Regions from separate parts of the Homo sapiens genome. Here region 1 is linked to region 2. A link is a loop called in an ENCODE intact Hi-C map of the cell type or tissue named here. Cell type or tissue: GM12878. All regions are shown on one strand. Links, peaks and the distances in the headings refer to the core of each region. The heading gives the core; the rest is flanking DNA. Region 1 overlaps UNC13C (unc-13 homolog C). Region 2 overlaps UNC13C (unc-13 homolog C).

Region 1 (4,402 bases), core at 107-4,106, 270 kb before region 2:
CGACACAGTGAGACTCCGTCTCAAAAAAAAAAAAGGAAAATATTATTGTGCTAATATACAACATTATGTTTCTTCCCTTGTTTTCCACTTATCACTGTTTTTACTTTTTATCCATGTTACTATGTAGACATCTAACCCATTTTCCTAAGTGCCCCACAATATTCCATGATATGTACCCACTACATTTTATGGATCTATTTTTCTGTGAAAGATACCTGGGTTGCCTCCATCTCCTCAGTCTCACAAACAATGCTATATTGAATATCCTAGTAAACATGCCCTTGGTGAACTTTGTGAAAATATGTACCCAGAGTTAGATTACTGGCTCCCGGCTTACTTGCCAACTGAAAGTGCATGAAGGTTCCAATGTCCCATATCACCATTAAATTTATAATTGATCTTTTTTTGGTATTGTTGAACCATTTTTGCATTCATGAGATGAAATTACTTGACCAAGTCATGTTCTTTAATATTTAATATTTTACTTAGACTTTTCTCATCAATGTTTATTAACAACGTGAGGTTATAATTTTTTTCATGTATTGTCATAATTCAGTTTTAGAATCAAAATTTCACTAGTTTTACTAATACAACATACTATGTATGTTATTGATATTTTCAGAATTTATTATGGTTTCATTTTTTACTTTATTTACCTTGTTATGAAAATTAAAGCATATAGTGATAGAAGCATAACTGGCTAGTCATTTTTCAGGCTCTGAATTTTCATATATTTTTCTTCTTTAAAATACATAAGACATGGCAATATACTACTCATTTTGAACAATTTCTTGTTACAAGTAAAATTTTATATACTAGTCATGAAGCTGGCATTTAAAAAGAAATTTTCTTTTCATAACATTTATTCTATACATTTTATATAATATCAAATGATATTTTATATATTTATAAAATATAAATATTTTATAAATTATAATTTGATATATTTGTATATATCAAATTATAAACATATTAACTCTAAGTTATGCTTATATTTACTCAGATTTAGAACTAAGACAAGGAGCACATAAGGTGGTAAAAAACACCTATCTTTCAGAATAAACATCATTCCCTAACTAATGCCAATGATTACATAAGAAAGTACATTGCTGGAAAAATATCTAAGAAAAGTCAGGGACATATTATAGCCAGTTTTGTAATGATTACTATTTAAATCATGTTTCAAATTAAGAGTTACAGAATTGGATATTTTTCTACATGTACATTTCAGGGCACATTTTAACTTTTCTTTCATTGCTGAATTATTTAGAAATTGGCTAGAGCAAAACCAAAAGAAAGGGAAAAAGACAAATTGCTAAATCAACTTTTTGGGTTAAAATAACTGAGAAAGATACATCCACAAAACAAGCATGGACGTTCTGAAATTTTCCACATTTAAATTCAGGTAAGTTGCCCCTTTAGACTATTCTACGGTGATATTTTCTCTCTCAAAGAATTTTCAGAGGATAACGTGGCCAAAATTGTGGTATACATATCACATTCCGTCTAATACAAAGAGATGTTTTTTGATAGAATTTTCATTTAGTAAGCATTAATTGATCTCTGCACAGTGTTATATGCTACAAATTCAATATTAAGATAAATAGAGTTTCTGTTTTCACTAAACTCAATGTTACCATGGGTATCAGACAAAAGGTATTTTAATGCATGTGAAAAGTAAAGGGTGCTTCTGTCCACATGGTACAAGATGGCTCAAAATCAGGTCCACATTCTGTCTAGCGGAAGGGAAAAAGTAGAGGAAAGGAGGATATTCCCTTCTCCTTTAAGAGACCATACCGAATTTTTTACACACCTACTACAAAGATATTCATTGCAGCCTTATCTGTAATTGTGAAAAATCGGAATTGATGTGTAAATTGCTGTACATGCTGTAGGCAGTTGTAAAAATCAACAAACTGTACATACATGAATCAGCATAGATAGCTCTCAAAAATTAATATTGAGCTTTAAAAATTATAGAAGAATCATTACATTTAGACAATCTGGTTCTAGAATTAGTATATACAACAATAATACTGTATTACCTATTTCTAAAATGTATTATATCACAGGTTGATAGAGATAAAGACTGTATCACAAATAATAGATATATGTAATAAATGTACACAAAGATGAAACTATGTTCATCAAAGCTAATAAGAAATTCATAACAGAGATTTCCTTTGAGATAAGAAGTGAGAGAATTTGACTTGGGAGGGAAACAAAGAGACTAAGCATATATGTGCATGTGTGTGTGTATGTATCCAAAAGTCAATAAAGAGAGAAATATGTTTCTACTGATTTTACATACAACTCCCACTTGTAGGTAGCACATTTTCCTCTGCATTCATCTATCTGTATCACTCATGCTGCCTTATAGCAAAACACAGTCATTTGGAGAAATGATTTTCAAAAGAAATCATCACATGAATGTCAAGAACTTTCGTTTGTTCCTGTTTTTAGTTACAAACCTTCTAATCAGATTCAAAATAAGATTTTAAAAAGTCCCTAAGTGTGCTTCAGAACTAAAAGTGTACATGTGTTTTAGTTAAGGCATATCTTAATACAATTTTCTTAGGTAGTCATTCAATAAACAACTTAAAATTTACCAAAATATATAAATTTAAAATAGCAGAATCTTAGGCAGAAAGGTTTTATTGGTTTTTGACATCTTCTTGTGGATGATCTCTGTGTAAACAAGTTTTGATCTCAGGGTAGGTGTGGAGGGAGACTGTAAAATCAGTTAATAAAGGTTTTCATTGTTCAACAGAAAAGTTCTTTCGCTGAGTGGTTTCCACGGAACTGAGTTAATGCTGACATTAGCTCAGCATAATTCTTTTAAAACACATTTAAAAAGAAAGTCTTATCTATCCTCCTCATTCCACAATTAGGGGGTCTCTTTATGTAGATTTTATTAAAATGGATGTGTTCATGCTAGCAATAATCACTATTAATATTATCCAGCTAATTCATCCTGCTCTTGTTCCAGGTTCCTAAAATAACCTTCGGATTACAGGTTTTATTTTCACATAGATGTTCACCTGGGAGAGTATAAACTAAAACACTTTCAATCTGTTTGAAATTTTATTTTTTATTTTAAAGAAACTATCGTTTGTTCTCTGATATGTCCTAAGAGCCTACACCAGTGCCTGGCATATAATAGGGCTGATTAGGTATCTGCTGGATAGATATCTATCCAGTTTATAGATTGATCTTTTGTGTACCTCTCTGTGAGTCCAGTGACCTCTGTCTACACTGACACATTGGAGTTCCTAAGCTAAACTGAAGTGCAGATGCGGAGCCTGGCAATTCAGCCAAGGAAAATACCACCTACCGAGTGCAGAGCCAGCCTCCGGAGACCACACTTCTATCTTGTTCTAACTGCAGCTGTCTCTACTTTTCTATCAAATCGATTTTCCTTTCTTATTCTAAGCATTTTATTTTTATATGGTTCTTCAAAATCCCTCTGGAGGGAGAAAGTATGATTCCACATTTAAATAATCAGACTGTACTGTGTCTAATAGTGCTGGAATTCTTAATTTCTTGTTTCAGGCAAGGCATCATATTATCTGGAGAAGATTCAAAGAAAACAGAAGTAGCATGAATATGATGAAGAAACCAGACATGAAGAGGCTAAATAGCTTAACAAAGTCCACAATGCTGAAAAGTAGAGCTGTAATTTGAACTCAGGGGTTTTAATATCAGAGATTATGTTCCTTACCATAGGTTTTAATGTAGAGTCACTGAAGGATACTACAAATAAGTAACTAAGGCACTGCCTTTTTCTTTAAATGTTATTTTTATTAGATAATTACTTCGTTTATCAACCCTACTCAGAGTCAGGTATACCACCAGGCACTGGGAATACAAAGATGAAACTCACGGTTTAGCCGGGAAGACAGGTCTAACTGATATCACATGATGCACCTGATAAATTCACCGTGATAAGTGCAGTGGTGGTGACATGTCAGGGTATTATGAGAATAGAGAACCGAAACACCAAATCCAGCTAGAAGAGGTATAAAGGCTTTCTGAAGAAAAAGTTAGCTGAGCTGCGGTTAGCTGTTTGGAGGGAAGTTTGGAGAAGGGATGCCCGCTCCAGGCAGGTAAATATAAGGCAGGCAAAGTCACCATGGAGTTTAATGTACTGAATCATGGAATGCAATGTGGAGATGATGTTGAAGTCAGGAGTGATAATCAAGGCTTAGACCTTAGAGGCACTGTGGATAATGGGAGAGTCTGGACTTCATCCTCTGAGTAAATGGGGAGCTGGTCCAGAGTTATAAATAGGATAGTCACGTAAACATGGATATATTTTAAATATATAGTGGGGTGGCAGGTTGGAAAAGTAACTGAAGTTCTATTAGTCAAAATAAGCCAGATTGTGCTATGGTAACAAATA
Region 2 (4,402 bases), core at 318-4,317:
TTTCTAATCTCCCTCCATAAGGAGGGTTATTCCAAATTACTCTTCTACCAATACTGTTAGCAGAAGTCATAATTAACATTCAGAAGTCTTCTTATCATAATAATTTGGACAAATTGAACCATTTATTCTATAAAAATAAATTTTTATACATTATCTAAAATAAGGATGTACCTGCCACATATCAAAACTACTTATAAATAATCATAATACACTATTATTGAAACACACCACTACTTTTGAATGCAAAATAAAGATCATTTTTCTTAATTCTTGCAATTGTGATCTTGAGGCTGAGGGGCCCTGATTCATAGTGACAAAAAAGAGTGACCAAATGGCATTAGGATCTCATCTATATGAGAAGAGAGTATTTCTTCTGACAGAGAAGATAATTTTTTTCAAGTCACTCAACTAGCAGTAATATTTGTGGATCCCTTAGCATATGACCTGAATATTCTGCATGTTTTTATGTATACTTTCTTATTGAATATTTATAATATACAACTAAAGTAAATATTAATAGCTCTCATTTACTAACGAGAAAACTAAAGCTCAAAGAAGTGAAATGACCCATTAAAGGATACATACCAAAAAATGGCAATGGCCATAAAGGGGACACATTCAGACCCAGGACCCCTGACTTTTGAAAATTACGTGGAAAATAATTCAAACACAAGGCTGGGAATTTATAAAGCCAGAAATAAGTGAAATTTATTTAAGAAGGAAACAAGGTAGATATGTCTTCACGACCATTATTTCTGAGTTATAAAGACAACTCATATACTCACAAAACACAACTGCAAAAAATGAACTTTGCTAGAATCCAACCCACCCACTCCGTTATACACGAGGAACTTAAATCCAACTGACCAATAGAAAGAGAGTAGAAAGAGTACAGAACTGAAGAAAAAAGGGGACGTGGATCACAGTTACTGTGAATGGACGGGCTCTCAAGAGAAAACTGAGGGAAGAGAGCCAGGACAGCTGGGGTGCAGAAAAGGAAAGTAGCAAGAGTCTGGCTGAGACCGACCCCAGAGCAACGTGGAGCCCCGAAGAAAGGGTAGTGGGAGTCCTCTCTGCTCCCCTCACCTCTGTGGCAATCTGCTGCCTGCCAAACTGTTGGGAAGACCCCCTGCACTCACAGCCCTGGACAACACTGTCCGTGGCGATTTGGAAACTTCATGAGGACAGAGGACCAGGTAGCGAGTTCGCGCAGAGGTTCCCCCATCCCACTCAGACCCAAACTGAGATGGTGAGTACCATACTGGTTATGTACCTATCATTGGCCACTGTCCTGCCTGGGAAATCTCTGCCCCCAAGACGATGCACCAGCAGATCCCCAGCAAACATACCTTATAATCCCCTCAGACTTTCACAAGCACAGCAATCAAGTCCCTGGGGAGCTGTGGGGTCCCTAGAGATCTAACCCTTGGTGTAGGCTGCCCCAAGGGAGGAGGGAGTGCAGCCCATCAAAGCTCTTTTTGGGACAAAGGAAATGAAGGCGCATCACCAATCTCTGGAAGGGGCAGCACCCAGCAGCTGGGAAGAGGGATAGAGAGGGCGTTATTTCCCGACCCCCACCCCATCTACTATTGTGGATACAGCAGAGGTTCTCCCCACTGGGGGCTGACACATGTACACTTGGAGAAAGTGCTTTTTCTTGGCGCAGAAAGTGAGCCTGTGCTGCTTGGACTTGCATGAAGGTTGGGGCCCAACTCCCTCTCCCTACACAGAGCAGCAGCACCCTGACAACGGAGGCCAGACAAGCCATACAGTTGTCTGCTCCAGACTGAGGGAAGAGGCTGTGCCCTGAGTCCAGTTTGGTGGTCGCTGCCAGAGGGCCATAGCCACATCCAAAGGTCCACAGCCACACTGCAGCTGGGAGCCAAAGAACAAAGTCTAAATGAACTGGAGGTTTTGAGCCCTGCAACAGGGCCATGATAGGGAAGGGAATCGTGTTCCTGGCTGCTCAGGACAAGGCTTCACTCCCACTCCCTACCCCAGGGACCTAGAACACCCCAACACAGTCTCTCCCCATCAGGGTGGGCACTTCCCCCTGAGCTGAGAATGAGCCGGCTCTTACTCTTCATTGCCACCTACTGGAATGCAGCCTGAATTGCACCACCAAATTAAAAATCTTCCGGAGGGTCTTACTGCTAGTACACAAGATGTGCTCCCTGAGACCTCCACACCCGGAGCACAGCAGGAGATGGTGTATGGGCTCATATGTCCAATATATCCCTACAACAAGCAGCATCTTAGAAAGCTATCACACAGAACCTATCCACAACCAAGGAACCCATTCAGAGCCTTGGCCCCCACAAAAGCACCCAGAAACAAAACCGGATGATTATACACAACATATACCATAGTCATACCCTCAAGGGAAAAGATAAAAAATTAAAAACAGTCCCATCAAAATGATAGAAAACTCAAAAATAAGAAGCGACGGTTCCTTAAGATGAGTAGAAATCAAGAGGAGAACTCCAGCAGTACAAAAAGACAGTGTTTTGACAACTCCAAAAGATTACATTAGCTCTCTGGCAATGGATCCCAACCAGAGTCAAAAGTCTAAAATGACAGATAAAGAATTTAAAGTATAGATTGCAAGGAAACTCAATGAGATCCAAGAGAAAGTTGAAATGAACACAAAGCAACCCAGTCAGACAAAATTTAAAAAAAATTAATGAACAAAGCACATAAGAAACATGGGGCTATGTAAAGCAACCAAATCTATGACTAATCGGCATTATGATAGAGAAGAAGAAAAAGTAGGCAACTTGGAAAACATATTTGAAAGAATAGTTCAGGAAAATTGCCCTAATATTGCTAGAGCTCAAGACCCAGATACAAGAAATTCAGAGAACACCTGCGAGATACTATACAAGATGACCATCACCAAGATATATGATCATCAGGCTATCCAAGGTCAATGCTAATGAAAACAACTTGAAGGCATAGAGTAAAGGGCAAAATTACCTATAAAGGAAATCCCATTAGGCTAACAGCGGTCTTCTAAACCAGAAGAAATTAGGGGCCTACTTTTAGCCTTCTTAAAGGAAAATAAATGACATTCATGCATTTTATATCCTGACAAACTAAACTCCATAAGTGAAAAAGAAATAAAACTTTTCCCAGGCAAGCAAATGCTAAGGGAATTCATAACCACCAGACCAGCCCTATAAGAAATGATCAAAGGATTTCTAAACATGGAAATGAAAGGATGATACTTGCTACCGTAAAAGGACAGGTAAGTACAAAGTTCACAGATCCCATAAAGCAGCTACACAATTGTACAAAGCAACTAGCTAACAATGCTAGGAGAGGAACAAAACCTCACATATCAATATTAACCTTGAAAGTAAGTAGCTTAAATGCTCTATTTAAAAGACATAGAGTGGAAAATTGGATTAAAAAACAATACTCAACCTGCTGTTGCCTTCAAGAGTCCCATATTATGTGTAATGATACCCACAGACTCAAAGTAAAGAGATGAAGAAAGATCTCTCATGCAAATGGAAAGCGAAGGAAAAAAAAAAGCAGGGATTGCTATTCTTGTATCTGATGAAACATACTTTAAAACAACAGTAAAAATAAATAAAAGAGTATTATATAATGATAAAGGATTCAATTCAACAAGAAAATTTAACTATCCTAAGTATATACAAACCCAGTATCAGAGTACCAAGATTCACAAACAAATACTACTGTATCTAAGAAAAGAGGCAGACAGCCATACAATAATAGTGAAGGGCTTCAACACTCCACTGACAGCACTAGAAAGATAATCAAAGCATAAGCTAATAAAGTAACTCAGGACTTAAATTGGACTCTTGTCCAAATGGACTTAATAGGCATCTACAGAACATTCAATTCAATACCAAAGAATATACATTTTATCATCTGTGCATGAAACAACCTCTAAAATGGTCATAAGGCAAATCTCACTAAGTTCTAAAATCAAAATCATATCAAGCATATTATCAGACCACAAAACAAAATTTAAAAATTAATACCAAGAGGAACTCTCAAAACCACACAAATATATGGAAACTAAACAACTTGCTCCTGAATGGCTTTTGAATAAGCAACTAAATTAAGGCAGAAGTTTTTAAAATTTTGAAACAAACAAAAATAGACACACAACATACCAAAACCAATGGAGATACAACAAAACAGTGTTAAGAGGAAATTTTATAGCGCTAAATGCCTACACCAAAAAGAAAGAAAGTTCTCAAATTAACAACCTAATGCTGCACCTAAAGGAACTAGAAAAACAAAAACTAACCAAATGCAAAGTTAGCAAAAGCAAAGAAACAACAAAGATTAAATGGAATTGTGACCCCAAAAAACAAACAAAGGATCAACAAAACAAAAAGTTGGTTATTTGAAAGGATAAACAAAA

What was found. Hi-C counts contacts between places; a loop is a spot of excess contacts. Peaks named below come from ENCODE experiments on the same cell type or tissue, not always from the same donor. Only the 100,000 strongest peaks of a DNase experiment are listed, where the experiment ranks them.
Region 1: it touches region 2 in a loop (2.7-fold over the local background); 1 of 110 quality-filtered maps calls a loop at or near these places.

Annotation. Positions count from the first base shown.
Region 1 is chr15:54,345,626-54,350,027 of GRCh38, reverse strand. All of the region lies in intron 17 of UNC13C (unc-13 homolog C), which reads right to left. Among named protein-coding and RNA genes, the nearest start is that of UNC13C, 370 kb to the right of the region's middle. In GM12878, for the core only: no CTCF peak of the experiment used is centred there; a DNase peak (open chromatin) is centred at 2,337.
Region 2 is chr15:54,080,743-54,085,144 of GRCh38, reverse strand. All of the region lies in intron 2 of UNC13C (unc-13 homolog C), which reads right to left. Among named protein-coding and RNA genes, the nearest start is that of UNC13C, 100 kb to the right of the region's middle. In GM12878, for the core only: a CTCF peak has its summit at 2,091 (motif pointing left); no DNase peak of the experiment used is centred there.